Linked DNA regions of Mus musculus: region 1 is linked to region 2. A link is a contact called in ENCODE POLR2A ChIA-PET data. All regions are on one chromosome and are shown on one strand. Each heading gives the region's core, a stretch centred on a gene start or an enhancer-like site at or near the end of the contact. The rest is flanking DNA. Distances are from core to core; before and after follow the strand shown. Region 1 holds the start of Cant1 (calcium activated nucleotidase 1). Region 2 holds the start of Usp36 (ubiquitin specific peptidase 36).

Region 1 (6,736 bases), core at 985-3,484, 130 kb after region 2:
GTCCTTTCCCAGTGTGGGCAGAGAGGCTTCAGAACCCTCCCCGGCTTGCATCTGTGGCATCACAACGCTGCTGCTTCTGCTTAGTCTGCATCCCCAGTGCCCTGGGAGGGACTTAGCAAAGGAGCTGCCCTCCAGGTCAAAGTGATACCCCAAACACAGCATGCCTGAAAACACAGGGGTTTGACAATCCCAGTCCAACCCAGACCAGAACTCAATTCCAGAATACACAGTTGCACCCTTGGACACAGCCCACACTGTCCCAGAGCTCCCCCGCCCCCGCCCTGTGCTGGCTGGGGGACAAGGCAAGACCCTCAGAACCACCCTGATGGCTCTCAGCTCACGCTCACCTGCACTTTACTGCTCACAATTGCTCACTCTCAATGCACGGGAGCTGCCTTGAGTTTCTATTTCATTGCATGTGGACTTCTCTAGGATCAGGGTTATTATTAATTTTTCCTAGACAATCTGTCTTGTGTTGATGAAAAGAAAAGCCAATATAAAGTCTTTAAAGTCAGTATACAAGGTTTTAATTCCTTCAGTGTTGGCATTTAAGACAAGCTTTCCAGAAATTCTCAACACTCACTGGCTTCTAATAGGTATTTTCATGCCTCTTGACAGAGAGGGGAAGGAGTGTGGACTGCCATCCACTGTCCTCAAAGGACAGATACTAACACGCACTGGAACACCTACCTGTATGGCCACGGCGAAGACAGCCACACTGCGAAGGATGTTCCAAGGCTCAGGTGACAGGGTCGCACGTATCTGTGGGAGCTTCATGGGCACACATGCCACAGTCAGGTGGGTGGCAACGGGACACCTGCCTCTTCCACTCTCTAGACCTCTCCTCCTGTCCCCGCTGCTCAGCAGGCAGAGGATGTCATGCATTCCTGGACACACTGGTGCATATTACGTGGTAAAGGGGACTGAGGGACAATATGGTCACAGTACATGGTCCATTCAGTTGCAAGAAGCATTTACTTTTTTATAACAGGTCAAATGGAACAAAGAAAGCAAGAAAGCACACAGAATTCTGTCTCTAGCCAAGCAAAGACGCTCTGGGCTCTATGTGACAGAGATCCCTTGTCTTATCCAGAAGGAAGTAGGCTGTGCTCACGGGTTCCAGCAAGACTGCTAGGCCGAGGTCTAGGGAGCAGCTCAAAGGAGGGCCTGTAGCCCAGTCCAGAAGGATGGTCCTCAGACAAGCCCCAGAGGGGCAGGGAGAAGGAGTTCCCAAGGCAGGGTCTGCAGTACATGCAGGACAGTCTTGGGAGCTTGTAAGATCTAGTCAGTCAGGCCCCACTGACACCGTGAGACCAGGTTCCCAGGTCTAAGCTTTGTCCAGTATATAGACCTGAGATGGAACTGGGAAATGAAGCTGGTTACTGAGGCACTCCCGAGTGACTGCAGAAAGGTGCTTGGGTTTACTGGAGGCGTATGAATGTCACAGGTGCTAGGGGCAGGAAGCTCTGTAAGGATGGACCAGGTGATGCCCGACTTCGAGGCTGGGAGAGTCTAGCCGAGATTAGGGTTGTATGTGCAGAAAGGGACTAGGGGGTGTGCAGAAGAAGCAGGGGGTGTCGGTAGTCGGGTAGTAAAAAAGGATAGTGCACTATGCTGCCTAGGGGGAAGGTCCAATCTTAGATGACAGCAAGAAGAGCCAGGACAGGAGCAAGGAAGTGGGCGGTTACAGGTGAGGATGGGGTGCGTAGGTGGGTCTGTTAGAGAGGTGATCAAGTGCCAAACTGGAGAGCCCGTGCCCAGGCCAGGCAGGGAGGGAGGGAAGGTACTGTCGCTAGGGGCATTTGAAGCATGCTAGTCAGAAGAGGAAGAAGTTTCGCACTACTTCAGCACGGCACCCTCATCAGAAAGGGGAGGTCTCCCACACAAGCCAGAGGGGGAAAGACGTCTGTCTGTCCGGCACCCGTCACAGCCTAGCTGCGGGGGGGAGTTTGAGGTGCCTGGGGCCGGGCCGGACGGATGCGGGTGGCAACAGGCCCCAGAACACAGCGAGGGAGGGCACCCGGCCGCGGGCGCACCGTCACTCACCCACTGAGGGCCTGGCTCCGGAGCCTGCGGGCTGCCGCCTACCTGCGTAGGGCCGGACAGGGCAGGCGGCCACTTCCGCCCCGCCGCGCGCTCCCGGCAGTCTCTGTTCTGCGCCTGCGCCTCACTCTGGCCGCGCGCTCCCGGCAGCCTCTGCTCTAAGTGTCTTCCTGCGCCGCACTCTCGGTTGCCTACAGCCACGTCTTCCCGGCAGCCTTTGCTCTATGTGTCTTCCTCTACTCGCCCACCCAGTCTCTGCTCTGCGCCTGCGCACTGAGCGCCGGGCTGCTGGGAATCGTAGTTTTTCGCTTGAGCTTGTAATTGAGGCGCGGAAATCCAGCAAAGGAGTTGTCTGTCGTTCCCCAGTTAAGCTTCAGGGTTCTTTGCCTGGTCCCCCCGACCTTCGTCTCAGGAAGTTTAGAAGTTAGGACTCCTCTCTGCCGCCCTAGTCCTCAGACCCTCTTCTGAGCAGTTCCAGCTGGTCATAGCCAATGCTGACCAGATTCCACAGCAGGACCAGAGGATGGTGGTGTGTTCCCGCCGCCGACTGTAGTCAATAGCCCTTACAAACGGAGGACCCCGGTTCATCTTTTCCCAGCCTGCCTTGCCCTGAGCTCTGTGCTGTGTGATACCGGCTCAGTCCTAGACAGTGGTGGCATGTAAGGACTTTAAGAGGCCCTCATCAACCATGGAGAGAGTCAGCCCTGCCTCCTGACTTCAGCCTCATCCCTGAGTCTCCCAAAAGCCTTCTGGGAAGTAACCGATGCACAGTTGGGACGAATTCAAAATATGTAACCCAACACGGTGAAAAACAACCCTTTCTTCCACCCCTTTTTGTCCTCTGGGACATACACTAACTAACGTTAGAATATATACTAAATTACATGTGAAAAATAGAAATGTGCTGGGTTCCCTCTTCTGTGCTTGGGTTGGCAGGCCATCTTTCTTGAATTCTCTGATGTTCGTGTCAGACCAAACCAAGTCCCAATCAGCCACCTTCTATTTGTTACAGCTTCTCCACTCGGAATAGCAGATTGCTCGTAGGATTTTTAAAGCACTCTAGGTATTCCTTCCAATTCCCAGCTCCTCTCCTTACACCTGCAACGGGAGGCATGGTCCCGAATACTGTGCTCATCTTTCTCAAGCCTTCCTTTGCAGACAACACATAGCTGTGCAACTCTAAATAATACATTGCTCAGTTCTGCCCAGCTTAACCTTTATGAGAGATGGCAGAGTCGGTGTTCCAGGGGCGCGCGCGCGCGCGCGCGCACACACACACACACACATACACACACACACAGAGAGAGAGAGAGAGAGAGAGAGAGAGAGAGAGAGAGAGAGAGAGAGAGAGAACACGCATCTGTGTGGGTTTATATATTCACAGGTGCACTTGCGTTCCCCTAGAGGCCAGAGGACAACCTCGGTTTCTGGATGGCCTGGAACTGGCTGAGTAGGCTAGCCTGGCTGGCCACTGAGCCCCAGTGAGTCCCAGGAAGCTCTAGTACCCCTTGCACCAGGATTGCAACACCACACCCATCATTTTCGTAACATGATTTCTGGGCAGTGGATTCACCTCTGTGCTTGCAAGTCTATCACTTTGCCAGCTGAGTTTTCTTCTCAGCCCTGTCATATCTTTTAGACGGTGTGCAATTCTTTTGTAGCTATGGTAATATCTCTTTAAGAAGAAATCCATCCCTTCCGTATTGCTATTGTGCAATACTAACCTTATCCGAATGATGTTTCCATAGGCACACAGGTCTGTTTAGGAGATGTTGGGTTGCATTGATACTTTTGTTACCAGCTTCAACACTTCTTTCTCATCATCTCGTTGCAAGCTTCAGAAGTTGAATGACACAGTCCTGCAACTACCCAGCAACTGACCTTTAGGGACCTTGAATAGAATTACTCCTGTAGAGTCAGGAGACCAATGAGGTTTTTTACCATATACAGTCTTCTACCCAAGACCATAGGGAAGCTATTTAATTCCACCCTAAAACATTCTTTTGGAATACCTAAAATCTCACATTTCAACAATACTTCAGGGAATATCCTTGTGTTATTAAAGCACAACTATAAAATGTACCTAGGATAAATTCCTAGAAGAAAACCTACTGGCCCAAAGTACGTGTTCATGCAGGAGTGAGTACATGTCCTCCAGAGCAGCAGTCTGCAGTGGCTCCATGGCTAAGAAAAGCCAGAAGATCTGCATTCTTCTTTGCATTATGGGAGACGCTGTCATAGCTGCCACAGGATCGGAAAAGTACCTGAACTTCCTCACCCTCCATGGAGTAGCCTACACTCTAGTAACAAAATGCAGGCAGCGAGAGAATAGCACATCATATTCACAAAATCTCTGTTTAAGAAATGAGAACCTTCAAAATCCAGAGAATCCCGGGAAACACGTGGCTCAAGCTGTCTTCAAACTAGCTATACATCTGAGGATGACCCCAGAACTGATACTCCAACCTTCCGAGTGTCTGGGATTACAGGTGTGCACCATCACACCTGGTCTGTGTGGTGAATGGCTGGAGGATGGCGCCCAGGGCTTTGGCATGCTCAGCACACATTCTACCAGTTGAACTCCAGCTCTAGCCTGGGAACATTATTTTAATGCTTGGATTTGATGAAGAAGGAACTGCATATATAAACATGATTGGACAAAAGGAATGTGACCTAATGGGATTAGGATGAGTGGGAGGATCTAGTGGGAGGACCTAGTGGGAGGATCTAGTGGGAGGATTTAGTGGGGGACCTAGTGGGAGGATTTAGTGGGGGACCTAGTGGGAGGACCTAATGGGAGGATCTGATGGGAGGACCCACTGGGAGGACTTAGTGGCGGGGGGGGGGTAGGGGGCTGGTGAGAGGATCTAGTGGGAGGAACTGGCAGGAATGTTTGCTTGGTGTCTCCTTGGCCCTTTGCAGCAACATTGGCCAGGTGGGGAACAAGACTCCTTCTGGCTTGAAGTTCATGTGGGATATCACCAAACAAGATGGGTCAGAAGACTTTTCAAAAATATGTAAACTTCCTCTTTTAAGAAAGACTTCTGGGGGCTGGAGAGATGGCTCAGTGGTTAAGAGCACTGACTGTTCTTCCAGAGATCCTGAGTTCAATTCCTAGCAACCACATGGTGGCTCACAACCATCTGTAATGGGATCTAGTGCCTCCTTCTGGTGTGTTTGAAGATAGTTACAGTGTACTCATGTAAATAAAATAAATATATATATATTTTTAAAGAACAACTTCTTCCTTTGGTTTTGTGTCTGATTGTTTTGCCCTTATGCATATTCACCGTGTGCTTGACTGGTGCATGGAGGTCGAAGCGGGAGTAGGATCCCATGGAACTCGAACTACGGATGGCTGTGAGTCTCCATGTGGGCACTGGGAATCCAACCTGGGTCCTCTGCAGGTTTAGCAAGTGCTCGTAACTCCTGGGCTATCTCTTCAGTCCTACAGAAAAAAAAAGCCTTAAAAAAAAAAAGAATGTTTTATGCATTGCTTGACAATGTCATACATGTCTACAATGTATCTTGATCATATTCACTTCCAGCTCCCCCCTCCTCTTAGTGCTACCTGCTGGGAAGTCGACTGACCTTCCCAGATTGATCCTGTGGGTAACCATAACTGTCGTGCCCTATCGAGAAGACAGCAGCTTACAGCGGCACTCCTCCCATTCTCCACCTCCTCTTCCACAATTCCCTGAGCTTTGTGTGGAGTGCGGTTGAAACAGATCGCCCATCTAAGGCTGAGTACCTAACAGCCACTCACTCTCTGTACTTTGTAGGTCGGAGAACTTCTTCGATAGCCAGCTTCTGCACAGAGAGGTGGGAAAGCTTCTATGTTGTTTCTGGATTTCGTGGCAGGATTTCTGGGACAGGGGTTCTACTTTCTATGGGGAAAGAGGAGTAGAGACAGGAGAGCTGAAGAAGGTTGAGAGAGGTTTTGCTTCTAAGGGTCTCTCCGTCGCTCCTCATTCAGCCCGGAGGACTTCACACCATTCCTTGAGGTATCATGGTCTGTGCCCCAGCATCTCTGCCACATTCAGAACACCTTGGACTAGAGGTAGTGAGGACATGAAGAAAGGACAGACACAGACACACATACAGAAAAGCTCGTGTGCTGTGTGCACTCAGATGGAATGGAATCAATAACTACATCAAGCCAGGACCTCAAGTATGTTTGTTAGCTACAGCACAGGGACACGTTACCTAGTCTCTGTGGGAGGAGTCTGTAGGCCAGCCGTCTCTGCAGAAGGAAGCAGCGGCTGCTAGTTTCTGTATGCACTTGTCAAACACTTGCACTTGGACGTCAGGATGGGTCTGGGCCTTGGGGTCCCTGACAGCCATGCCCATGTCAACAGTACACCTCCACTCAGGCCTCCACTCAATCAGGGCTTCCTCTGCCCCTTACACACAGCCTTTCAGCACACTTTGTTCCTGTTGCTCTGTATAATGGTCGGTTGTCACTCTGGCCATCCCTTCTTTCAATCTCTCACAGCTCCTCCTAGTTAAGCGCTTAGGACTGTGCCTTCCACCAGGGGGCGATGTCACTTTATTTATCAGGTTAAGATAATTACATCAGGGTCGTTTCAAGCCTCTGTGTGAACTGACATGTTTTACCAAAACGGAGGGAGCTAGTAGAGACAGAGAAACTGAGGCACGGGGAGGTTAAATGGCTGAATGAACATCAAGAGGC
Region 2 (7,560 bases), core at 3,103-5,602:
CTTGGCAGAGGCTGCCAGCAGCCTGCCCAGGTCCCCATCCTCGGCCGAGTCCTTGCGGCCAGGCTTGAGAGCCTCCTTCAGCTTATCGACTATAGGCATGGTGCATTCCTGCGGGGGGTGGGGAGGACCCCAGACCTGTGAACAGCTACCTCCTGGAACGAGCACATGACCTCTGCTTGCTCACACAGCAGCCATCAGGACCCAAAATGCACAGGGGCAGCTAAATGCACAGCAAGCAACTCTGCGTGTGGTGATTGGCGTTACTTCTAATTCTCACGCACTCCGGTTACACAATAAATGTGGAAATTGAATTGGGAGAGGGGCGGTGGAGATAGCACTGAGCACACATTGCTCTTACAGAGTGTAGTCACGCAGCTGACAGCCACTCACAGCAGGCTGCAGGGGACCCAATGCCCTCTTCTAGAATTCACAGGCACCTGCACGCACGTATCCATAAACACACACATGCAGAATTAAAAATTAAAGTTAAAAGAAAGAAACCTTAGCTAGGAGTCCACACACCTTTAATCCCAAACTTGGGAGGCAGTTCTAAGTGGTTCTTAGTGATGGGGACACCAGCCTGCCTTACAGTTCCAGGCCAGCCAGGGTTCACTCGTACATGCATGCACACACATACACACTCACGCACCAGTGTGCAAATGAATCAGCTTGTAAGCCAGATGACCGAACGTGTCTATACAGGCCTCTCTGTGCTCTTTGAGAGCTCAGGGGCCACATTCACTCCTGAGTACACGGACACACCTAGTCCAGGCGGAGAGCTGAGAAGAGTCACCATCAGGTTCCCATGGCTACTTTATTTAAGACAACACAAAGCAGCCCAGCTTCTCGAGTGGCACGCATGGAGATGACAATATCTTACCTATATTGGTTCAAATAAAATGTAAAAATCAATTTTACCCTTTCATTTTTCTCACGTAGCTGCTGTGAACATTGACCTTGCACTTGGCCACTGTTTCTTCCAGGCAGTTCATATAGAGACTGTCTCTCTCAGCTGGGGGCACGGCTACTCAATGCTGCCTTACTCCCTGCACCTGAGAGGCTGCTGCAAATTCCAGGCCAGCCTGGGCTACAGAGTATAACCACAACTCAATCAAACATACACAAAAACCACACACAGCACACACAGACCCAGATCTAGATAGACACACACCCAGTCAGTCTCTCTTTCAACTTGAGTGAAGATATCGAGAAGAAAGGCTAAGTGGGCAGCAGGGACTTAGGCTTCAAGGTTGTAGGCCTGTGCCCCCCCCCCCGCCCCCTTTAAGCTACAGCTTCAGGGACATAGCTGGGAAGGTGGCTATAGCGATTGACCCGTCAGCCAGGATGCCTGCAGGCCCTAACAGAAGCACAGTTTCCCAGGACAACAGCACAGAAACTGTAACAAAGAGATGCTCCCTCATCACTTAACAGCCACACCTGCATCCCCATCCTGTCCACCTCCCAACTCTCAACCCATCTGGCTACCGTTACCTGTTTGAGTCACAGTTAGAAAAATACATTTCCTGAAACTGCTGGCTTACATCAGACAAATGATATCCACAACCCTGACTATCCAAGAATCAGGTACACAGGTAGCTGAGATTTCTCTACCCCAAAATAAACAAAAACAAAGAAATTAAGCACCAGTCCCCTGACCCAAGAATGGCAAAGCCTTCTGTGATGGGGACTTATCAAGACTTTTACTCACAGAACAGTCATTGCCAGAGTCTGGTCCCTGGAAAAAAATAAAGAGACAAGGATACCTCCGGGCTTACCTGGGGTGCCCGTGCCTGGCTGCTGCTTCTCTCTGCAGCAGGTAAGGGAACCAGGTTCTCAAGGGAGGAACGGAACTGACCGGGAAGGCGCTCCCCTGGACTTCAGCCTGCTCGGTCACCAACACCGCCAAGTGTAGAGTCCAGAACAGGCCAGCACCTGGAGGGTGAAGAACGAGACTGTCACCTGTGAGTGGCTTCTCCCGCTGTCTCTTTAGTGGCTTTCTTGTGTGAACTGTGACCTTGTGCCAGGAAAAAAACCAGGTTATCATCAAGGTTAAAGGTAGCAAGGCACAGAGATGCTTGCCTCTAATCCCAACATTCAAGAAGCTGCGACAGGAGGATCAAGCATTCAAGGCCAGCCTGGGCTCTGTAGTGAGACTTTGTCTTTAAAAACAAAAAAATCCCTCTTCATGCTGAATTCACAATGAGTCCAGAGGACACAGTGCTCACAGATCACTGTAGTTATGACGTGAACACACCACCCTCTGTTCTACATCACAATCCTCACACTATACACAAACACACACACACACACACACACACACACACATACATACACACAGGGCAACTTCAATCTGAATAACATGTCCAAAGTTACAAGTGGAGAAGAATAGGTAAAAACCTCAAACTTTTTCCCCCCTTTCATTAACCAGGAAGGTGTTTTTTGTTTGTTTTTTTTTTTTAAATATGTGAAATCCTAATTTTCTAACTATAAACATTTTCTTCAATTCCCACCACCGTCAACTTGGCCCCATAAAGGTTTTTTTTTTTCTTTTTCTTTTTCTTTTTTGGTTTTTCGAGACAGGGTTTCTCTGTGTAGCCCTGGCTGTCCTGGAACTCAGAAGTCCGCCTGCCTCTTCCTCCCGAGTGCTGGGATTAAAGGTGTGCACCACCACTCCCGGCTGGCCCCATCACTCCCGGCTGGCCCCAAAAAGTTAAGTGTTTTCCGTCCATTCAAACACACACAGATGCAAAGGATGGTACAATCAGCACAATGCCACCATCAAGGGCTTAAGACAACTGCCTGACCAATCTTGGTTCACCTCTTCATTCCCAGGTTGCCTTGCAGAATGCCTCAGAACTCCATCTAACCAACGCCCCCACCCCCAACAGAATGCAGATGGGAGGTGGCCTGGCTTCTGAAAATCCCCACCACACAAACATCATTTTCAAAACCACACATGCCTCCCTACGGGGAGGTGAGAACTTTGTCCTGGCCCAACATGGTTCAGGGATGAGCAAATGGGAACACTAACCCAAAGGCATTTGCCACAAGGGCCTTAGGACCAAGGCAGGCTACTCAGCCAAGATCATTTTTGAAGCTATAGCAGGAAAAAAGTGTCTATCATTCTACCTGGAAGATACGGCTATGTGATGTAGGAGCGAGAAAAATGTTCGTGTAGTTCCCAGCAAACCCTCTAACATGCACACGCAGCACGTGTGACTCTCAGGCCAACCGGGATGCTTCCTCGACCCAGGTCTCTCAAGGACTAGGATACTCTGCACGCCCAATTTACATATCTAATTCGGAACTCAAGCCTGGCTCCTCCCTTCTGACAGATGTCATTTAAACAAAGCATTTCCTTCAGCTCTTTAAGCTGTTTTCCAAGAAATACTCAAGTCAGATTCTCAGGGTCACTTACATGCTGGCGAAGACAGAGCTGGGGCCTCCAAGGCATCCCACCGCAGAGCATTCCAAGTCAGGGAACAGTTGAACTACATGCTCTTTGGCATCCTCAGGCATCCAAGGTGCCTCCCTGTCTTAGGATGCTATTCCACCATCTCCATCACCAAGGGTCACGCCACAGACGCAGGCAGGCTCGCGCGCGCACACACAATCACACACCATAAGCAATGGGCATTTTGGTTAGAATGCTATCCTGCTATTACATTTCGGTGTGGATCCGTGTTAAGGATCTGACCCTGCCCTAGTCTATAAAATGGACTACAGCTATACCTCCACCCTAAGATTTCCAGCTCCGGGAACCTTCAAAGGAAAACCCGCTCTGAGAGAACAACCGCGATCCCAGCGACCTCACGTTCCAGAAGCTCCCTGGGATGAAGACTGATGCAATTCCCTGGCTACGCTAGGGTTTACAGGCACCCCTCACATCACCTGTCCCTTCCTCGGAGTCCCTGGCATCCCTTGTTCCTCCAAGTCCCTCGCACCCCAACCTTCTCCAGTGTTGCCCTACGCCCCTCTCACGCCCTGTCCTTCCCGGCGATCCCTGTCCCTTGCGTCCGATGTTCTTTCTGCGTTCCCCGGTGCCCTCGCCGGCCACGCACGCACCTGTCAGCCTTCGCTGGAGTCCCCAAAACCCGCGGGTAGAACGCGCACCCTCCTCGTCCCAAGCCCCGCGGAAGCTCCTGCGCTCCGCCGCGCCCGACCTCGACCTCCTAGGCCTCTCGGGAACCCGCGGAAGGCCCGCGCAGCACCAGCGTCCGATCCGGGCCGGGCCAGCATGCGCACCATCCGGGCCTCCAGAGCCTCACACACGTGTCACCACGACGTTTAAAGGAGCCGCACTGCAATGTGCTCCCTGAGTCCGCGTGAAGGGCACGTTCGCCTTAAGAGGCGGAGCTAACGGCGACTTGTCTCCCTGGACCCTCCCTTCTCTGCTATTCGCGACGCACACGTCACCCCTCCGCCCCGCAGGCCTGCCAGTCTACGCGATGACGCAAGCGCGTAGAGCTAAAAGCTCCGGAAGCGTCCCGGAGTCCAGAGACCCTGCTGCGGCTTGGCGTGGTTCCCGCGGTGTACGCGAGTGGCGTCACTTCCGCTTGCGTGCCTGACATTGCCAGTGCGCAGGCCCAGTGTGCTGCGGCGAGGAGCTCAGGGCTCACGTTCAGTGCAAGCCACCGAGGCTTTGAAGATTCACCGTTCGTTAGTTCTTACCTGCAGGCGTCCTTTTGAAAAAAAACAAAAAAACAAAAAAAACCCTAGCAAGCCGGGCATGGAATGAGGCCCTGGGTTCCATCCATCACTGCATGAAACAGGCGCTGTGGCACAAGAAAGCAGTTTCTGCAACTCTGAGGAGTGGAGGGGGTGGGGGATGATCAGAACTTAAACGTCATCTCTGGGATCCTTGAGATGCTGGCTATAGCCACTCCACCGCTTAACTTAAGTGGCCAAGGCTGGAGGATCATTGGAGAATGTCTTCTGGACCACGTAGCAGAACCTTGTCTTTAAAAAAGGGGGTGGGAGTGGGGGCTGATGGGGTAGTAATGGCAAAGACCAAATCCTGTTAGCCTATACCAATGTCCCTTTTAGAGCTAGAAAGATGGCTCAGAGGTTAAGATGGCTTGTCGTTCTTTCCAAGGACTTCCCAGCACCCATACAGTGGTGGTTCAAAATCTCATGTAACTCTACATGTGGCAGACACATATGACCTAAATTAGAAAAAAAAAGTTCTCTTAGTTTTAAAAAGATTTTGAATTACATACGTATAGGGGAAGAATATCTGAGTGTAGGTGCCTGTGGAGGCCACTGGTGTCTCATCCTCTCTTAGAACTGGAATTACAGGCAGCTCTAAGTTGTGAGCTCCCAGTGTGAGGGCTGGGAACCAAACTCTGGTACTCTGTAAGAGAAGTAGGGGCTATTAACTATTGAGTTCCAGTCCCAGAATCCTCCCTCTTTATTTAGACCGACTTCTTTGTTCTCTGACCACTCTTTGTGTCTGGCTGGAGCTGGCTCTATAAACCCACTGTTCTAGGCTGGCTACAATGAATTACTGCTTTTGCTGTCCCGAGCCTGATACAGTTCCTGGGAAATTCACTGTTTTAGCACGCTTCCTGTGTGGGAGCTGGCACCTGGCATAAGACCTAGGTTTTTAATCCAGATGTTGTTCTAATTAGCCTGTTACTTTGCAAATTTCTCTTACTTGGAGGCTTGATCTGTGGGGACAAAAAAATAAAATAAAATTCAGAGTCAGTAGCTCAGTTGGCAGGTAATAAATTTAGTCCCCAGGCTGGGCGATAGTGGCACACACCTTTAATCCCACTCAGGAGGCAGAGGCAGGCAGATCTCTAAATTCAAGGCCAGCCTGGTCTACAGAGTGAGTTCCAGAGAGCCAAGGATACACAGAGAAGCCCTGTCTCAAAATAAATAAATAAATAAATAAATAAATAAATGCAATCCCCAGATGCCCCCCAACCCCCTAGTGCAGTGGTGTTATAGAAATGTAATCCCTTCTCAGTGAGAAATCACTCTGCACACTTCGAGATCTGTAAAGAACATACTTTTACATGCAACTGGATGTGGCCAATGCCCAGGGAAGAGCCAGCCTCAAACAGAAGAAGGTCTTATTAACTCATAGACAAGGTAGGCTTGTGCATTGTGCATACTTGACACTTGTAAATCTCTTTTAGGTCCAGATCCCAGATTACATATTGAATAATTTAAATAGAGATGGAAAACTTAACTCTGACCATTTGGGCAGATGGCAGATTCATTCAGCAAAGATATTGTAAGGATTCTTTCTTTCTTTTCTTCTTTCTTTCCTTCCTCCCTCCCTCCCTTCCTTCCTTTTGTTTTAGTTTTCTTGAGACTGGGTTTTCATATGTAGCCTTGGCTGTCCTGGTACTCATTCTGTAGCCCAGGCTGGCCCGGAACTCAGAGATCCACCTGCCTTAGCCTCCCCAGTGCGAGGATTAACGGTGTGCACCACTAGTACTTGGCTAGGATTATTTATTAAGTACATCACTGTTGTCTTTCAAATAGTTGTTACCAGCTTCATCTTGCCCACCTGGCAGAATTGTGCTTTTCCTAATAACCCAGGGAACTTAATGCTAGACCATGTCTTAGTGGCAGCTGTGACCCTGCACTGCCCCCTTGAGCTTCCTGATAAAAGCATGTTCTTTGGGGGTGGGTCTGATGACAGATCAATCCAGGTAAACGTTTACATCCTGGCTTAGTTGGTTTTGCTTATTTCTTAGTAAGCCAGGTTACACACTACTTATCTTTGGAATGTTTTGGAGGCAGCACAGGCTAGATTCTACACAATGCATCCGGAGCGAATCTATCAGTAAATCCTCTATAACATCAATTTGGTTACTTGCAGTTTCTTCTGCATGTGTAGTATACACTTGTAAAGAGGCAGGCAAGACCTCCAGTCACCAACTCTCATCTCGTCGTCCTTGAAGAATGGTGTGCGCAGACAGCCAAGGATACAAATGGGAGCCACTTCACTGTCAATCAGGATTAAAATAAATTAAAACAGATGGCCCACCTGCCACCACCAACAGTAATCGAGTATTGGGGGGAGGGGCAAGGACAGTTGCTTAAGGATCCCTCCTTGCCTGGGACTGGAGAGATGGCTCTTGCAGAAGACCTGGGTTCAATTCCAAGCACCATTAGATGGCAGCTAAGAACTGTAACTCCATTTCCAGGGCATCCTTCTGGTCTCTGCAACATCAGCCGTGCAATACTGGTACACAGACATACATGCAGGCAAAGTACCCATACACATGAAATAAAAATAAAGACAGAAAAGTTCCTCACCAAGTTCACCAATATTAGTAGAACTGCCAAACACATTGCTCAGGTGCCAAACAGAACCCCATATTTAAGCACGGGGTGGCGGTAGCAGATGTCTTCAGGTCGAGGCAGGAGAATCAGGAGCTCAGGCTCACCCTCAGCTACATAGTGAATCCAACACTAGCCTGGTCTACATGAGACCCAATCCATGTTAACGTTTATAGCTTACCCTTGACTGCATGGCCCCCCTGACTGAAACTGCTCCCTGCCTCCGTTGCTGACCGAGAAGCTGAGAGAGCCTCTCAGCTG

Evidence for each region. ChIA-PET counts read pairs that join two places held with the same protein, here RNA polymerase II (POLR2A).
Region 1: POLR2A ChIA-PET joins it to region 2 with 15 read pairs in Patski. The contact joins the promoter of Cant1 here to the promoter of Usp36 in region 2. POLR2A ChIA-PET finds 5 or more read pairs at or near these places in 2 of 5 experiments (Patski and embryonic stem cell).

The regions. Positions count from the first base shown.
Region 1 is chr11:118,416,884-118,423,619 of GRCm38, forward strand. Cant1 (calcium activated nucleotidase 1) reads right to left here and starts at 2,235. Exons shown (of 5, transcript NM_001025617.2): 1 at 2,047-2,235; 2 at 691-771. Gm35598 (a long non-coding RNA gene) reads right to left here. Exons shown (of 3, transcript XR_880340.2): 2 at 5,810-5,930; 3 at 5,278-5,508.
Region 2 is chr11:118,285,892-118,293,451 of GRCm38, forward strand. It overlaps Usp36 (ubiquitin specific peptidase 36), which reads right to left and starts at 4,353. Exons shown (of 21, transcript NM_001033528.1): 1 at 4,066-4,353; 2 at 1,776-1,875; 3 at 1-108. The coding sequence starts at 99.